Regions from separate parts of the Homo sapiens genome. Here region 2 is linked to region 1. The links are chromatin loops, found by intact Hi-C in ENCODE. Cell type or tissue: MCF 10A. All regions are shown on one strand. Each heading gives the region's core, and the rest is flanking DNA. Links, peaks and the distances in the headings are about the cores only. Region 1 overlaps LOC105378771 (a long non-coding RNA gene). Region 2 overlaps ROR1 (receptor tyrosine kinase like orphan receptor 1).

Evidence for each region. Hi-C counts contacts between places; a loop is a spot of excess contacts. Peaks named below come from ENCODE experiments on the same cell type or tissue, not always from the same donor. Only the 100,000 strongest peaks of a DNase experiment are listed, where the experiment ranks them.
Region 2: it touches region 1 in a loop (12-fold over the local background); 9 of 110 quality-filtered maps call a loop at or near these places.

Annotation. Positions count from the first base shown.
Region 1 is chr1:63,688,290-63,697,508 of GRCh38, reverse strand. All of the region lies in intron 1 of LOC105378771 (a long non-coding RNA gene), which reads right to left. Among named protein-coding and RNA genes, the nearest start is that of ROR1, 81 kb to the left of the region's middle. In MCF 10A, for the core only: a CTCF peak has its summit at 5,399 (motif pointing left); a DNase peak (open chromatin) is centred at 5,378.
Region 2 is chr1:64,160,406-64,169,624 of GRCh38, reverse strand. All of the region lies in intron 8 of ROR1 (receptor tyrosine kinase like orphan receptor 1), which reads right to left. Among named protein-coding and RNA genes, the nearest start is that of UBE2U, 39 kb to the left of the region's middle. In MCF 10A, for the core only: a CTCF peak has its summit at 5,399; no DNase peak of the experiment used is centred there.

The DNA of each region.
Region 1 (9,219 bases), core at 630-8,629:
ATCTCCTACACAATCCTCCATGTTTTCTTTCTTCCTGCTTTTGCCAACAGATGAAGAAGGTTCAGAAAAGGACTTTGAGGCCCCACAAAATGAGGGAGCCATAAAATGGATGGATCCTGGATCCTTATCACTGCATGGAGCAGAGGCTCCTGCCAACCCTACGTTGTCTGGACTTGATATGAAAAGAAATAAATTTTCATTATGGGAAGCCACTAAAACTTAGGGATTTTTTGTTGCAGCATTTAACCTGTCCTGACCAATGCACGGCCCTTCACCTTTTGGTCCCTGCACTCTCCGCAGACCTTACATTTTTCTGTTCCAAGAAAGACCATCAGAGAGTCCTTCATCTTCCTTCTGCTGCATCCTTGACTTGTCTATTTGTCTTCTCCCTTGCATTCTCCATCCCCACCATCCACCAGGATGAATCCATCCACCTGGGTCCTTGACCTCATCCTTCTATCGCTTTGTATTCTGTTGACTGTACTCTGCCTAAAAAAAATACATTCAACTTTCTTCTCTCCTTAAATACAAGATAGTCCCATTCAGTGTTTGAGTAGCTGAGATAAATCATCCTCCTTATCATCCCAGGAGTCTGGAGAGATGGAGAGATACCCAGATTCCACAGATAGATATGGGGTTCAGGCAGGGGTCCATGTCTCCCTGGAGCTCCCTTGATCTGGCCCTTTGAAGGGGATACCTATTACCTAAAATAAAGCATGTGGATAAAATTTTAAAAAAAGAAATAAAGTATGTGGAAGGTGTTTATCAATTTGAATCCTCCTAAAGCAACTGACCTATTTGCCTCTGACCCTTCGTGTCTTAGTCTGGTTGGGATTCTATAAAAAATATCATAACCAAGTAGCTTATAAACAACAAGAATTTATTTCTTACAGTTCTGGAGGCTGAAAAAGTCCAAGATCAAGGCAGATTCAGTATCTGGTAGGGGCCCAATTTTCGGCTCATAGACAGCACCTTCCACATGGCAGAAGGGGCAAAAGGTCTGTCTCAGGCTTCTTTTTTTTTTTTTTTTTTTTTTTTAAGATGGAGTTTTGCTCTTTCACCCATGCTGGAGTGAAGTGGTGCTATCTCAGCTCACTGCAACCTCTGCTTCCCCAGGTTCAAGTGATTCGCCTGCCTCAGCCTCCCGAGTAGCTGGGATTACAGGCATAAGCTACTACGCCCAGCCTCAGGCTTCTTTTATGAGGGCACTAATTTCATCCATGAGGGTTCCAACCTCATGACCCAATCACTCCCAAATGCCCCACCTCCTAATACCATCACCTTAGGGTTGGGGATGTCAACATATGAATTTGGGGGCACAGAAACAAGCACTTCACAAGTTAATTTCTGATGAATAGGTCAGAGTTACTCTTTCTGCCTTACCACTCATTGACACCTTAGCCCACAGCAATCTGGCTTCCTCTCCCACTGCTGTCATGATACTTCTCATTCAAAGATCATTAGTGATCTCTAACTGTCAGCTCCAAGGGACTGTTCGCAGGCTTTTTCCAGCTTAATCTTTCAGAAGTTCCTGACACCTGACCAGCCTCTCCTCTAACTCACCCTTGCACAATGTTTTCAGCCCTTCTCTCTCCTGGTTCTTTCTGCTGCCTCTAAATGGAGGAGTGCCCCCATATTCTGCTCTCAGCCAACTCTTTTCTCTCTAAATTTGCTTATTTGGCAAATAGGGCTATTATTGCTACAGATAATAAAAACTAGCGTCTATGGAATATGTATCTGAGACAAGTGCCAAGCATACCACATGCATTATCCTGCCTAACCCTAACAAAAACTCTGTGAGGTTAGTGGTGTCATAATCTCATTATAAAGATGAGAAAGGCTAGGCAAAAAGCAAGGTTAAGTAAGTTGTGCAATGCCACATGGCTGGCATGGGTTGGAGCTAGACAAGGCCAGTGCCTGCCCATAGCATGCCCTTTTTCAAATATGAAATCACCATTCTCGTCCACTTCCAAAAAGGGCACCCTATGGGCAGGCACCGGCTTTCCTCTGGGCAGGTGCAGCCCCATTTCAGAGTACTTGGTTTGGTAAGCACAGGGAGCATTTAGCCCCACTCATCTCCTTAACCAAGCTCCCTACTGCAAGGCACAAAGTACAAGAGTGTACAAGGCACTCATGGAGCCAGAATTCAAACCCTGGCCTCTCTAACTCCAGAGACACCGTGTCTCACCAATCCCCTATGCCCCTACCTCACAGCATGTTGTGAGGATTAAAACTAAACAGATCATGAATGTAGAGCACTTGGCTCAGAATTTGATGTGTAAGAAGTACGTGATATAAAATAGTCACTATTATTGTCATATTATTCATATCACCATTCCCATCCACTTCTAAAGCTTCAACAAACTCATTCATCAAATGTTTAATTATTGCTCATGTGCCAAGCAGTACGCCAGGTGCTGAGGTTTCAAAGATGAATAAAACACTGTCACTGCCTCATTGTATTGAAAATCTAGCAGGAAAGAAAGCCACACAAACAATGAACTGAAAAAGTGCCAAGCACAGTAACCAGAGGTGATACAAAGTGCTGTGTGAGCACAGAGAAAGCATTACACCAGTCTGGGTTAGGGACAAGGACCAAGCAGATTTTATGACGGCTTCAGAAGGGAAGGAAAATTTTAAAGGAGTCTGGATCGTTAGATGCTGGCTAGTCTAGATGACTTGGAGGGACAATCTAGAGAGAGGAAACTGCAGGAACAAAAGCAAGGCATGGCAATAGGGAAGGACATGGTTATGTGGCCTGGAGTTTGCACTTGTCAACCAGAAGTCATTGAAAGTATCTAAGCAGGGCTGGGATGCAGTCAGATCTTGGTTTTAGAAAGCCCTGGCATCTATAACAGTGTTTGCACATAGTAGGAGCTTAGTAAATGTTTAGAAAAATGGATGAATGAATGAATGGCTTGAAGGAAACCTAGCCTCCATGGTATAAGCACTGAAGACATTCACACATCAATTTTAAAGTCCTCTGGGGTTGCATAAACATGTGTGCTCACACTGTACTGTGGGAACAAACTTGTATTTACAGAATGTTAGCACTGAAAGAGTCCCTGATGAGGAACCACTCCTGTCTAACTCTACCAACCCAGAAGCTGAGGCCCAGAGAGGGAAGTGGCTTGTTGAAGTGATTCATCTCATGACCCAGTCTCAATTTTGGCTGCTGCAAGTGTGACCATCCATAAGTCTAATGGCCTTTCTAAGTTTCTGATTTGATGAGGTGCTTGCTTTAGGGATTCTGTTTTTTCTCGAACACACATCTTTCATATTTCTATCTCCATAACTTGCTTATATGCCTGGGCCCCTGCTAGAATGCCTGCATCTGTATTCTTTCCAAAGATGATTCATCCTTCAAGCCTCTTTTCCTCCAAGAAGCCTCCCCTGACTACCCTGGCATAAGCGGTCTTTACTTTCACTAGCAGCAGTTCTTGAATACTTATTGTATGCTAAGAACTGTGCTTGGCAATTTACATTCATGCATTATTTATATGTAATAAATGTAAAATGTGTTTACATTTATTACTTAATCTTTACAAGAGGCCTATTAAATGTGGGCTATTGTTATCCCCAGTTTACAGAAAAGGGAATGAAATCCCCATCAATATAAGAGCTAGTCGTGTACTACACAGTGGGTTAAATTCTTTCCATGGATTATCTAGATTATCCTCACAACAACCCCATTAAGTTGGTACTGTTACTATCATTTTCACTGAACTGACAAGAAACCTGAGTCTCAGAATGGTGAACTTATTCAGATTCTCACAGAGATTAGGTCATGCATCCAGGATCAAACCCAGCCCCACTGGCTTCCCAGTGAGGATGATGACTTGCCCAGGGTCATCCCCAAGCACAGGTGGTACCCCCTGATCTGAAAGCCCATGCTTCACCCCCTGCTCTAGACAGCCTTCCATCACCCAACTGTCCATCCAAACCACCACTCACTTGGTTCTTTTTCTTGGTGGTTTTTTGTTTTTTGTTTTTGAGGCAGAGTCTCGCTGTGTCACTCAGGCTGGAGTGCAGTAGCAGGATCTCTGCTCACTGCAACCTCTGCCTCCCAGGTTCAAGCAATTCTCCTGCCTCAGCCTCCCGAGTAGCTGGGATTGACAGGCACCCACCACCATGCCTGGCTAATTTTTGTATTTTTAGTAGAGATGGGGCTTTGCCATGTTGGCGAGGCTGGTCTCGAACTTCAGACCTCAAGCGATCCACCTGCCTCGGCCTCCCAAAGTGCTGGGACTACAGGTGTAAGTCACCATGCCTGGCCCTCATATTATTTCATTAATGAATTATTCTTTACCCTTTAGATGGTATTTATTCATTTGTGTGTTGATTCATTGACTCTGTAAATATGCTTAGAACTTATGCTAAATGCCAGCTCTTTGAAAAGGTGTTTGATGAACAAGTCAACATGGTCTCTGGTCTCACAGAGTTTGCAATATGTTGGAGTGCCTTTTAAGTGGCAATCCTCATATTATTTATCTCTTTTTTTTTTTTTTTTTTTTGAGTCAGTCTCAGTCCATCACCATATTGGCCAGGCTGGTCTTGAACTCCTGACCTCAAGTGATCCACCAACCTTGGCTTCCCAAAGTGCTGGGATTACAGGTGTGAGCCACCGCGCCAGGCCCTTTACTTGTTATTAAATAGCATGTTTGTTCCTATGTTTTTCTTCTCTAGCTGGATCACAATTTCCTTCTGAACAGAAAACGTGCCTTTGAAACCTCGGTATCCCAACACATGAGTGCTTATGCAGTATTGATTAATTGGTTGATTAATAAGATGACTCAACTACAGAATTAATTTTGCATTTTTTTTTTTAGTATGGAGGTGTTTGTATAAACCAGCAGCCCAAAGGTACATTGCAGAAATGGTGATTGCAAATCCCATTTACTTTTCATACCTTATAAAGTACAGCCCAAAATAAAAATGTCATGTGCTTAAAAGAAAAAAAAAATTGAAATTCATATCTCTCTTGAAGGATTACCTTTTTTAAACACCCCTGAGTCCCTAGAATGCCACCAAGTAGTTGCTCTATAAATACTGTTAATCAATTGGTGCATAGAGACACATTATATCTTAACAGTGAGGAATATTTTTGTTAGGTTTTTGGTCCCCTAGACTTTTATTGTAGCTTAAGTCCCATTGATTTTACACTGGACCTGATTTCTTTATGTGAATTTCCTTCCTCAATAACATAAGGGCCTACTCCCTGAGAACAGATTGTAAAGTTTTGAAATAGCTTTGTACAAGGAAAAAAAAAAAAAGCAAGCAAGCAAGAAAGAAAAGATTTTACTGCCAGACTATTTTTCCAGCTCTTACATCAGAAGTCAGATGTTGCCTGTTGGTTTCCTTCGCTAAGGACCAGCTTTAATCCATCGTGTTGTCGCCTTCTACTGGTGACAAATGGAAGGTGACTTGTTCTATAAGGCTAGGGCGTGGAAGCTTTTTGCCTTTAAAATATTCAGCTGCTTTTGTAGCTAAGAACATTTTGTTTTCAACAGTAAATCTACCAGCCGGTGGCAGGCTCGATTTACTCACCTAAATAAAAATCTTTCCCCAATTCTCAGGGCCCTCCAGGACTAATTTTACAGCAACTCTTACTTTCATTGTATCATATTCATATCCTACAATTTCACTCCATCAGAGCTTCTCCTAAGGAACTCTATTTTTCATCATTGTTTCCTCTGCACCTAGCACAGGTCTGGAGACAGAGTAGTTACACAATAAATGTTCATTGAATACATGTATGTGGAAATTAATTAAAGCATGAAAGGAAGGGAGCTCCAGAGGGAGATTTTCTTTTAATTTTTTTTTTTGTTTGAGACGAGGTCTCACTATGTTGCCCAAGCTGGTCTCAAACTCCTGAGCTCAAGCAATCCATCCGCCTTGGCCTCCCAGACAAACTGCTAGGATTACAGGCATGAACCACCGCGCCTGGCTAAGAGAGGGAGATTTTCTATATGTCTCTCAGCTGGTGGCAAGCTGCAGAAAGCCACATTTGGTTTCGTCATCAAGAAGTGCTTCAAAATTTTCATCAGCAGATTCTAAAATCAGGGTAAAAACTATTTTTTCCCTTTTCCTCTTTTTCCTGTAGCTGAGCAGAATTAAATGCCTGACATTGTTTAAATCAAGGTCATTAGGCTCTCAGACTCTCAGGCTGTGCTTTTCACTTTTTTCTTTGAGGTTCTTGGTAATTGCAGGGCAGCTGAGTTTTTTTTTTTTTTTTTCTAGAAGGCAGAATCAAAGAAACTAGTCAGCATAGCTGTGATGGACATTTGCAGGTTGTACTGTCTAGCATCAATCTTCCTTTCCATTAGGGGAACACCTGTTGTGGGTAGCTTGAAGGGACAGTGCCCTGCCTCCTTCTCCTGGTCTCCTGGCAGCCACGAACCTGGCATGTAAGCCAACATCAGCCAGTTGAATACTCTTTGACTCATGAGGGGATGGTGAAACTTGAAAGGTCATTACAGTTATTTTATAGTAGCAGTTGTGGGGGTGAAGGGCACAGACCCAGGGATAAGCTTGGCTGGAGAGTCCATGCTTCCATCAGGAGGCCATGCCCCAGACATAGCACCTTCCAGGCAGTGAAAGTTGGGGCTCCAGCATCTCCAAGCGTCTTGGCCCTCTGGAGTTGTCTTGTGTAATGGTTAATATTGTAATATTGTAATGGTTAATATTGAGTGTCAACTTGATTGGATTGAAGGATGCCGAGTACTGTTCCTAGGTGTGTCTGTGACGGTGTTGCCAAAGGAGATTAACATTTGAGTCAGTGGACTGGGAAGGTCAGACCCACCTTAATCTGGGTGGCAAAATCTAATCAGCTGCCAGCGCAGCCAGAATAAAAGCAGGCAAAAGAACATGGAAAGAGTAGACTGGTTTAGTCTTCTGGCCTACATCCTTCTCCTGCACTGAATGCTTCCTGCCCTCAAACATTGGACTCCAAGTTCTTCACCTTTGGGACTCAGACTGGTGTCCTTGCTCCTCTGCCTGCAGATGGTCTATTGTGAGACCTCACCTTGTGATTGTGTGAGTCAATACTCCTTAATAAACTCTCCTTTATATATACATCTATCCTATTAGTTCTGTCCCTCTACGGAACCCTGACTAATACACCTTGGCTCTAGCCTCTGTTCCAAACATGGTCTTCCAGACTTTCTGGAAATTTTGTGAGCCCACATTGGAAGATTTTCCAATTAATTACCCTTTTGACTCAACTAAACCAAAATCAGTTTCTGCTACTTGCATTACTTGCATCTGAAAAAAATTTAATGAATTTATAATGAGCAAAGGAAAAGAGAAGTCAAAAAAAAAGAGAAAGAGAAAAAGAATGAAAAAAGGAAGGAAGAAAGGAAGGAAGGGAGGGAGGGAGATGAAAGAGAAAGATCCTGGAGTCTTCTGGTTGGCAAATGTGTGCCTATCATATGCTCAATGTATAGTAGGCACTAAAGTTGGATCAAAGAAAAGTTCCTTTATGAAAAACATTAACATATTACAGGATGCTTGTTTGGTAGTCTCCTTACCTGATCCCCATCTCAGCTCTAGAGTTGAGTCAGATAAACTCAAATCACCTACTCAAAGCATGTGGTCCATCCAGCAGGAACCACCTGTGAACTTGGAGAAATGCTGAATCTCAAATGGTCCCCAGACTTACTGAATCGGAATCTGCACTTACACAAGGTCCCCAGTGCACATTACAGTTTGAGAAACACCGTCTGTGAGACCATAATTACGTTGCTTACTCTCTCATGTCTCAGAGTTTTCATCTGTACAATGTAAAAAATAATAAGACCTAATTCATGTATACGGTAGAAGCATATGAAATTGTAAGTATTAAACCAGTTTGACCTATTCTAACCTACTACTTGTTTTTAGGATTCAATCAAACTTTCCATAGAAAGTGCTTATCACAGTGCCTGGCACAAAGGTAAAATCGGAAAGCCTGGGATGTGGAGAAATGCCTGCACATGGGTGCCCTGCTATTGTGTGTTGGGTTACCTCTCCAGCCTTCACTGTGGCCATTCTAAAATGGGTGCTGTTGTGGATTCATTCATTTAGTGGAAAAATACAGGCTGCCTGTTGTGGCCAGGCACTGTGCTAGGGGCTGGTGATACCGCAGGGTGGCAGAGCTGCTATGCCCCCTCAGGTCTTCTCATTTTGCGGTTAACTGGCCCAACAGACTCTCAGCACCCATATGTCTTTGCTTTAAGGCCTTTCTTTTTTTAAATGGAGGAAACCTGCCATACCCATGTACAAGACAGAATAGACAAGTCTTAGAATTAACACCCCCAGGGCAGCTCTAGCTCCCCCACTCCTCAGGCAGGTAAACTCTAAGGCAGGTATTTGACATTAGCTCCCAGTGTGTCCCCAGTGGAGTTAAGCTCCAGCTTCCCAGATGGTAAGGTGATTTAAAAAATTCATTCTTCACTGGTCTCCTTCCCTACCCTGCCTCGCCTCCCTACTCCCCTACAAGAGTTGCCTGAGACCACTTCCTAAATAAACCATTTGCACTAGAATCTTAGTCTTGGAGCCTGTCTGTGAGGAAGCCCCCCTCAAGATGAGCTACATCCCTGCCCTCAGAGGCACACCCTGGCTCCAATCATTTGCTGTGCTATCAGATATTATTTTTGAATTATTTACTTAACAGCTATTAAGTGGGGCTGGGGATTTCCTATGAACAAATGTCATAAGTAAATGCTGATTTCCTATGAATAAATACTGTTTACAGAAATGACCCAATTACTACTTCTTGTTTACTGGCCAAAGCAGAATCTATGTTCAGGAAAATTTGACAATATTTCCACCCTTTCTAGAGTTCTGGTTCCCTCTTGGGTTTTCCTTGCTGACTTCCTAAAGTGGACTTCTTAAAAAGGCACTTTAAAAGGTTTTGAAAATTAGAAAGTTCCCGGCAAATAGCACGAACTATGCATTCATCCTGTGGTTTTTAGAACTTCAGCAGATTATGCATGAGTCCCACACATAAGAATTTTTGAGTTTCACAAAAACTCAGCAGAGATTAGCCTGGGCCAGCAAGTGTGTGCTTCATTCCATTCCCACTGACGGTCGCCATCTCCCTCGGTGGGAGCAGAACCAGTTTACATCTTGCCAATTTAATCCCATGATGTCTCGGTCCCCTGTGTAACTCAGCATCCTGGCTGGCCACTGCCTGGCTGTCCCTGTATTCACCTTCACCTGCCCTCTTGGTGCTATCTG
Region 2 (9,219 bases), core at 856-8,855, 470 kb before region 1:
TTGGTTTTAAAATGTAAGGAAATGAGATTTGAAAGGGACCAGGGGTCAAATGATATGGTTTGGCAGTGTCCCCACCCAAATCTCATCTTGAATTCCCATATGGTGTGGGAGGGACCCAGTGGGAGGTTATTGAATCATGGGGGCAGGTCTTTCCCATGCTGTTCTCGTGATAGTGAATAAGTCTCATGAGAGCTGATGGTTCTATAAGGGGGAGTTTCCCCGCACAAGCTCTCTCTTTGTCTGCTGCCATCCACATAAGATGTGACTTGGTCCTCCTTGCCTTCTGCCATGATTGTGAGGCCTCCCCAGCCATGTGGAACTGTAAGTCCATTAAACCTCTTTTTCTTTCCATTCTCAGGTATGTCTTTATCAGCAGTGTTCAAACAGACTAATACACCCCATCAGAGGAATGATGAGCAGACCCTGGCCCTACTAAAATTAGAGGAGTATTTTTGGTAATAGGAGGGCTATCCCAGGTCCTTTTTCTCTTTGGAAGCACAGTTTTCTCTGAGATTGGTATTCCCTATGGGCTGACTTGCTTCCTGAATCTCAAGTACTGACCAGCATAGTCTACATCAGAGCAGGCATCAGTGCCACTTGTTAAAGCACAGATTGCTGGGATTGCTGGGCTCCACCTCAAGAGTTCCTATGTGGGTCTGAGATTGTCCATTTCTGACAGTTCTCAGTTGAGGAGACTCCTGCTGGCCTAGAGGCCTCACTTTGAGAGCCCCTGGAATAAATGGATGTAGTTTTCTGGATCAGTCAATTCCTTAGTGATCTGGGTCCCTTCTCTCTGCATGATGAATGACCACAATGTGTCTGATGAACCTAGTTGGGCAATTTAAACTTATCCAACTGAGAGAAAACAATACTCTTGCTTGAAAAGATGCTTTGGAAATATCAGGTAGAGAAAAATATAAGAACCATTAACCAGCATTTATTAGGTTTATATACTACATGACTACTTGTAGTCATAGCTTGGGCCATATCACCAGTTTCCTTTAGTTTCAATTAGAGCCAATCATTTAGGATATATTTTAATAGCTAGTTGCATCAGTCAGTCAACTGATACTGTATATACAATATACTGAAGAATATACATACAGACTACTATATGAGGGGCCATGAAAGAACCATGAAGAGAGAAGACATGGCTCCTATCCTAGATATCTGTAATCTGAATTTAACAATACCTACCATTTATTAAATATCTGCCATGTGCCAGACACTGAGATCCTAATAATGGCTATGATTTTTTGAATGCTTATATGTTAGGCTGTAAGTACTTTACACATATTAGCTCCTTTCATCCTCACACTAACCCCATGAGATTGGTAACTATGACTCACACCTATTTTACAAATGGAAAAACCAAAGAACAGGTCAGTTAAGTGGTCTCACAGCTGGTAGGTGGTCAATTCAGACACCAGAGCCTGCCTTGCTAATGACCACACTATACTCCTTGTCTGCTCTCGGACATAAAGTGCTTAATGCATCAACCCATTTAATCCTTATCACAATTCTGTGAGATTCATATTACGACTGCCCCCATTTTATGGATAAGGACATAAGGCATTCAGTGGTTAAGTAGCCTGCCTAAAGAAGCACAACTATTAAGTGGTGATGCCAAGATTCAAATCCAAGAATGTCTGACACCAAAGTTGCAGAGCTTTCTGGGAAGAGGAGGCAGACTTTCCATCTGATCCTCAAAGGACTCTACATTTTAAAAGCATGAGGACCATTGATGCAAAAGTGAAATGCTCAAGGTATAAGAGCTCTCTGGTTTTTGAGTTAGACCTCACTCCGTTGATGCTCTGTTGTCTCTGCTAGCTAGTTGACTGGGATAGATGAACAAAACCTGTCCATGGCAACCTTCACCTGAATTGAGCATGAGAGCCCTGGAGAGTATATAGATGTAAGATTTCTTAGTACCTAGACTTGGCTGTTGACATGGATCTGCTTGACTCCAAAACCTATTTTCCTTTCTTGTGCATTTTACTGGTTCTTAGGTAAACAGTGTTAGAATTATGAAACAATTGACTCTACTCATAAATGGAAATGATTACATTTTAAAAGCTTAGAGGCCACAGCCATTTTGTTTTGGGAGGTTATGGACATTTTCAAAGACTACAGCTGGATTAAGTGCCTTCTGGCTTATGCAATCAAGTTCTAGAGGGAGTTTCAACCAATATTTTGCCACACTTGCTTGGAGTTCAGCTGCATTTCTCTGGAAGTGATTTAACTTCAGAAGCATTTCTTTTCTCTATAACGTAACTTTCTGATAGTTAGCTTGAATGTTTGGTGGTGAGCAGGGTTGATTCTGTGGTTGAGTTACTTTATAATGCCAATGGGAGAGGTTCTATTCTGCCTGGAAATAGACAGAACAGATGCCAGTAATTTTAATGTCAGCTTGAGCCATCACGTGCTCATAACTTGGGCTCATATATTTCAGTCAGCCTGAAAATAAAGGCAGTAGAGGCAAATAGAAAAGCACTGGGCTCTGCACCTGAGCAGACCTGGGTTCAAGTTTGGCTCTGTCACTTAATAATTTGTGACTTTGGGCCAATTCTGAATCTGAAGCCTCAGTTTTCTCATCCTAAAAATCAGACTTAAATTAGTACCTACTTCATAGGGTTATTACAAAGATTCTATTGAGATATTGAAGTACTTTAGTCCGTTTATGATGCCAATTTATAATATAGTCATTTATAGGACTTGTTTTTCCCAGAAGTAGAGTTTCTATAGACATTGGTTTAAGCTGAGGTTATGTACCGGGCAGCCTCCCAGCCCTCACTGTCAGACCTTCTCCACCCTGATGGATTTTATCCAGGATGTGAGCAGGGTGTGGGGCAGGAGAATGTATGCTAACAGGATGGACACAAGGAATACGAGAGCTGTCCAAAGAGCTACCTCTATAATCTTTGCTGGGATTCTCTTGCCTGTGTCCTCACCCCAGTTAATGCTGTGCATTGCTGGATCCTATAGCTTCCTCCCCAGCCCACAGTATCCTATGTTTGCACAGCATTTGCTTCATTAATCTATGTTTGCACAGCATTTGCTTCATTAAAAGAGCTGTAGTCAAAACACTGCTCAAAGAAATCAGAGATGACACAAACAAATGAAAAAACATTCCATGCTCATAGATTGGAAGAATCAATATCATTAAAATGGCCATACTGCCCAAAGCAATTTACAGATTAAATGCTATTCCTACTCAACTACCATTGATATTCTTCACAGAACTAGAGAAAACTATTTAAAAATTCACATGGAACTAAAAAAGAGCCCAAATAGCCAAGAAAAAAGAACAAAGCTGGAGGCATCATGCTAGCTGACTTCAAACTATACTACAGGGCTACAGTAACCAAAAGAGCATGGTACTGGTGCAGAAACAGACACATAGAACAATGGAACAGAATAGAGAACTCGGAAATTAGATTGCACACCTACAACTACCTGATCTTTAACAAACCTGACAAAAGCAAGCAGTGGGGAAAGAATTCCCTAGTAAAATAAATGGTTCTGGGATAACTGGCTAGCTATATGCAGAAGATTGAAACTGGACCCTTTCCTTATACTATGTACAAAAATTAATTCAAGATGGATGAAAGACTTAAATGTAAAACCCTAGTGGCTCATGCCTGTAATCCCAGCACTTTGGGAGGCCAAGGCAGGTGAATCACTTGAGGCCAGGAGTTTGAGACCAGCCTGGGAAATATGGCAAAACCTCATCTCTATGAAGAAAGACAAAAATTAGCCACGTGTGGTGGTACATGCCTGTAGTCCCAGCTACTCAGGAGGCTGAGGCATGATAATTGCTTAAACCCAGGAGGTGGAGGTTGCAGTGAGCTGAGATCACACCACTGCACTTCAGCCTGGGTGACAAAGCGAGATTCCATCTCAAAAAAAAAAAAAAAAAAAAAGTAAAACCCGAAATTATAAAAATCCTGGAAGACAACATAGGCAATACCATTCAGGATATAGGCACAGGCAAAGATTTCATGACGAAGACACCAAAAGCAATCAAAACCAGAGCAAAAATTGACAAATGGGATCTTATTAAACTAAAGAGTTTCTGCACAGCAAAAGAAACTATCAACAGAGTAACACAACCTACAGAATGGGAGAAAAATTTTGCAAACTATGCATCCGGTGAAAGTCTTATATCCAGCATTTCTAAGGAATTTAAAGAAAAACAACCCCATAAAAAGGACATGAACAGACACTTTTCAAAAGAAGACATACGTGTGGCCAACAAACATATGAAAAAAAGCTCAACATCACTGATTATTAGAGAAATGCAAATCAAAACCACAATGAGACACCATCTCACACCAGTCAGAATGGCCATTATTAAAAGGTCAAAAAACAACAGATTCTGGCGAGGTTGCAGAGAAAAAGGAACGCTTATACACTGTTGATGGGAGTGTAAATTAGTTCAGCCATTGTGGAAACCTAAAATATCTAAAGACAGAAATAGCATTTGACCTAGCAATTTAAATCCTGGGTATATACCCAAAGGAATATAACTGATTTTATTATAAGGACACATGCACATATACGTTCACTGCAGCACTATTCACAACAGCAAAGACATGGAATCAACCTAAAGGCCCATCAGTGATAGACTGGATAAAGAAAATGTGGTACATACAATATACTCCATGGAATACTATGTGGACATAAAAAAGAATAAGATCACATCCTTTGCAGGGACATGGATGGAGCTGGAGACCATTATCCTTAGCAAAGTAACACAGGAACAGAAAACTAAGTACCGCATGTTCTCACTTTTAAGTGAGAGCTAAATGTTGTTCTCATAGACACACAGAGGGGAACAACACACCCTGGGGCCTTTCAGAGGGTGGAGCTTGGGAGGAGGGAGAGGATCAGGAAAAATAACTAATGAGTACTGGGCTTAATACCTGGGTGATCAAATAATCTGTACAACAAACTCCCATGACACAAGTTTACCTACATAACAAACCTGCCCTTGTACACCTTAACTTAAAATAAAAGTTAAAAAAAAGATCTGTACTCATCAGTTATAACAATAATAGTAATTTCTGGTTATTAAGTACCTGTGAGGTGCCAGACATGCTATCTCAAAGTGTAAAAAATATCCCTTTTAAGTACTATTCTTATCCTTGCCTTATGGATGAGAAAATAAAAGGTTCAGAGAAGTTAGTTATTTGCTTAAGATCTTGTGGCCAGTTGACAGCAGAGCCAAGATTTGTAATCATATCTCTTTGTCTCTACACTCTTGCTCTTTGAAGTGTATCAGACTACTTTCCAGAAATAAACTAAGAGAAAAGTGTGGCTGGAAAGGTAAGCTAGGCCCCGATAGTATGGACTTTTGGGTGGCAGGATTTTGGTGGCAAGAATTTTATAACTTGAAACTGGGCCTTCCAGGTTGGGAAATCATTACACTCAAGGGGGAGCTAGAGCAATGCCAGAGGATGAAATCAGCTCAAGAGAATGAGAGAGGAAAAGAATGTCAGAGGATGCTCCCATTAAGGGAATTAAAAGAACTAGTGAAGGAAGTGTGGGAAGCAGATAGGAGGAAAGTCAAGGGGAAAAAAAAATATATTTCAGGATGGTGGTTAAGAATATCAAAGGCTCCAGAGAAATTAAAGGGGAGGAAGACTTGGCAAAGGTCACTGGATTAAATAACATCACTGGTGCTTCCCAAGAGGCCCATGTTAATAGAATGGTGAGCTCAGAAGTGTTGGGAGACAATAGCTTTAAGGAGTGAGTGGAAAAATTATCGAGGATATTTTAGCATGAAGTGTGGTGACATTTGGTAAGAACAGCAAATTAAAAAGGGTAGCCAGACTCCAGCAGGGCTTTTAGATGGAAGCATGTTGCTGGCAAAAGGGACAGGGCCAGAGAATGTAATCAAATTTCAGTATATTCAGCAACTACTTTGGCTGGAAAGGAAAACGGAGAGATGAATTGTCTGGAAGTGAAAAAGGAGAGAAGCTGGCAAGAGATGAGGGTAAATTGAGAAGTAAAACACAGCCATCAGCTTTGGAAAGCTGGGCCAGTCTTGCTTTCTTTCCCCTGCGATGTTCCTTACATCAGCCAGGAGCTGCAGGAGTTCGACTCATGGGGGCTGTCCAGGCTTTGGCTGCATCTCACACCCCTGGCCTGCCTTGACTCTTCCTCGCCCCCATTCTCAGACTCCTCCATCTTTTTTTCTTTTTTTGAGATGAGTCTCACTCTGTTGCCTAGGCTGGAGTGCAGTGGCATGATCTTAGCTCACTGCAGCCTCAAATTCCCAGGCTCAAGTAATCCTCCCACCTCAGCCTCCCGAGTAGCTCTGAGTATAGAGATGCACCACCATGCCTGGCGAATTGTGTGTGTGTGTGTGTGTGTGTGTGTGTGTGTGTGTGTGTGTGTTTGTAGAGATGGGGTTTCCCCATGTTGCCCAGGCTGGTCTTGAACTCCTGGGCTCAAGCGATCTGTCCAGCTTGGTTTCCTCAAATGCTGAGATTACAGGTGTGAGCAACCATGCCCCTCAGACTCCTCCATCTTTTAACCTCTCTGTCTGCCTAACCTCCAGGCAGGTGAGGAGCCAGGAGGCCTGGGCTGAATGGGACCCATCCTGTTCTTGAAGGGGAGACTCTGCCCCCTCCCTGCTCCCACAGTAGCACATACCACAGCTTCTCTCCCTTACCCAAGCAAGCTTACAGAATGCTGTTTTCCAGAGTCATACCTGGCAGGGGATGTAGGGGCAAGGGAAGGAGAAGCAAAGGAAAAGAAACAGAGAAGGGAATTTAGAGTTTCCAGGCTCCTCTGAGAAGGTTCAATTTCTGCTGTACTAAAAGAAGAAAAAACAACCTCACTCAGATTGTAAAATTTGTAATGCAATATAGAAAATCCTGCTTAGTTTAGGCAACACTACAGTACTCGTTAGAGGATTGAATGGCTTCAAATCTTTGGCTAAACAAAATAACAGGAAAATAAACAGTCTTATACTTGAATGCAGTCTACTTCTTCTCCTGAACAGCTGAGAAAATTGAACTGCAAAAAGCTAGATGGCTTCTCAGAGTCACAGAGCAGTTGGCATGGGAGCCAGGACATCTCCATCTTCCTGATTGTTCGGCGTTAAGGTGCCTCTCTGGTCCACTGGCTTCCTTTGCCCACAGATCAGAAGGAAACTCATGGCTCATCAAAAGCTTTTACTTCCAACTGCACTGTCCTACCTCTCTGGGGACCCAAGCCGGGCCTCGTCAGCCAGTCTGTCGGCAGCTCCCTATTGTCCTCTCTCAAGGGTATCAGTTTCTAATCTCCCACAGGAGCCTCTTCTTCTCAATCCAAACACTCAGGAGAATTTTAGCGGCTCAGCAAGTGAAGAGAGATGGAAGCAGAGAGTTTAAACCCTGAAGGGCACATTCATTTGGATAAATAAGAACCCTAGAGTCTCTGACTTTTGAATTGGCCAAGGGGAAAAAAGAATAAGGCTAGGGCAGACTGGCTTCTATCCTTCATTCCTTTTTCATCCTCGCCTCCAAATATTCTTTTGATTTTGCTCTGGTGGAGTGTTTGTTTTCAGGACTTTTCTTTGTTTCTTTCTTATGTGTGTCCTTTCCTTTTAGATTTTATAGGTACATGTAATATTTATGTGTCAGTGACCTTCCAAAGCAGTTTTAGAGATTTTCTGTTTACATTTAGGAATTTTCTTTAAGGTCTACAGAGTCCTTTGTGCTTTTTCCAGGAAAGGCACTCAGTAAGAACCAAAACAAACAATTGAATAACTCAAATTTGATCGGAGCCAAGTCCCTTAGAAGTGTAAGAAAAAAAAAAGTTAGCATTTGTTTTTGTTGTTTCCTTTCCCCTCCCCAACCCATTCAAATATTTAAGCCATTTCTACTTCTCTGGTTCAGGAGTTTAAGGCTAAGCTCTAAGCCTCATAGTGGACAAATCTTGACACTGGGAGATTTAGCAAGGCACACCTCAGAAATGATCCAGAAACTATGAAAACAATGTTTACTTCACCCAGTCTCTGGGAAAACTCATGCCAGTATATTTCACATTTGTCTCTGACCATGAAGGATGGGGAACTATTATTGCTCTAGCCAAATTGTACATGTCCCTGGCAGGGCTAGGGCTACATCATTCAGAGACTGCCATGCAGGCCCCTTAAATATTTGTCAGAAGCCAGGAGAATGCCTGTGGTTACTCTGAAGCACAAACTGACCAAATGGGATCACACTCAGTTGCTTGCCTAACCCTCCCTCCTCCTTCCCAACTTGATCTGTTCTGTGAAAAAGTTATCACGGATTCTGCAAGAGCAAGGGCCAGCTCTATTTAGAAAAGGTGAAAGATCCTGTATTCACATTTTATTGCTTCTAATAACTAGCTCTTGGACCTTGGGGAAGTTACTTAGTCTGTTTGTGTCTCAATTACCCTGGTTGTACAATAGTAATAATAATACCTGCCTTATATAATAGCTGTGAGGATTAAGTGTGATAATGGATGTAAAAGCTCCTGGTATTGTTCTTGACAGTTTGTATTCATCGATATATATATTAGCCTTTTTTCTATTTATGCCACAAAGCTCTCTGGAATTTCTGTTGGAGATCATGTGATATAAAACAAACCTCCACTAAAAATGTAATTCAATTGCAGATTAAGGCTAACCCACAAAATTGATAATTTCTAAAAATGGAAATGATTCTTCCATGGTTCCTGCCCTGGCAATGAGGAGTACATCTTTCCAGGATGGTGGCTACTGCACCAAACTGCCGTCTGCTGTAACCAAAATGATCTAGGTCTCTCCCCCGCCCAGAGTTCTGGTGTTTCTAAGACTTCTCAACATTTACCAACAGAAATGAAAGGGAAAGAGTCTCATGGAACAATGACTCTTACACTAGAAGCTTGAAGTCATGAGCTAGGTAAAAGTATCTGCCAGGTCAACTAGGTGAATGTGTAGCAATATTAACCCCCATCCATTTGCTTTCACTACTTTTATAGTAGCACTAAGTAGTAAGGATTAAATGTGATATTATATAAAATGCTATAATATATGTAAATCAGCTAGCTAGAAGCTGGGATGTCAAAAGAGTTGAATCCCTACCCTGCCCATCCTCCAGGCTACTGTGTGAACTCTATGGTCTTCAGGATTTGTAGGGTTTTTTTTTTGTTGTTTGCTTGTTTTTAATGATAAAAATTCACACTCAGCAAGAGATCAGTGGTTTTGCTGAATACAGAATA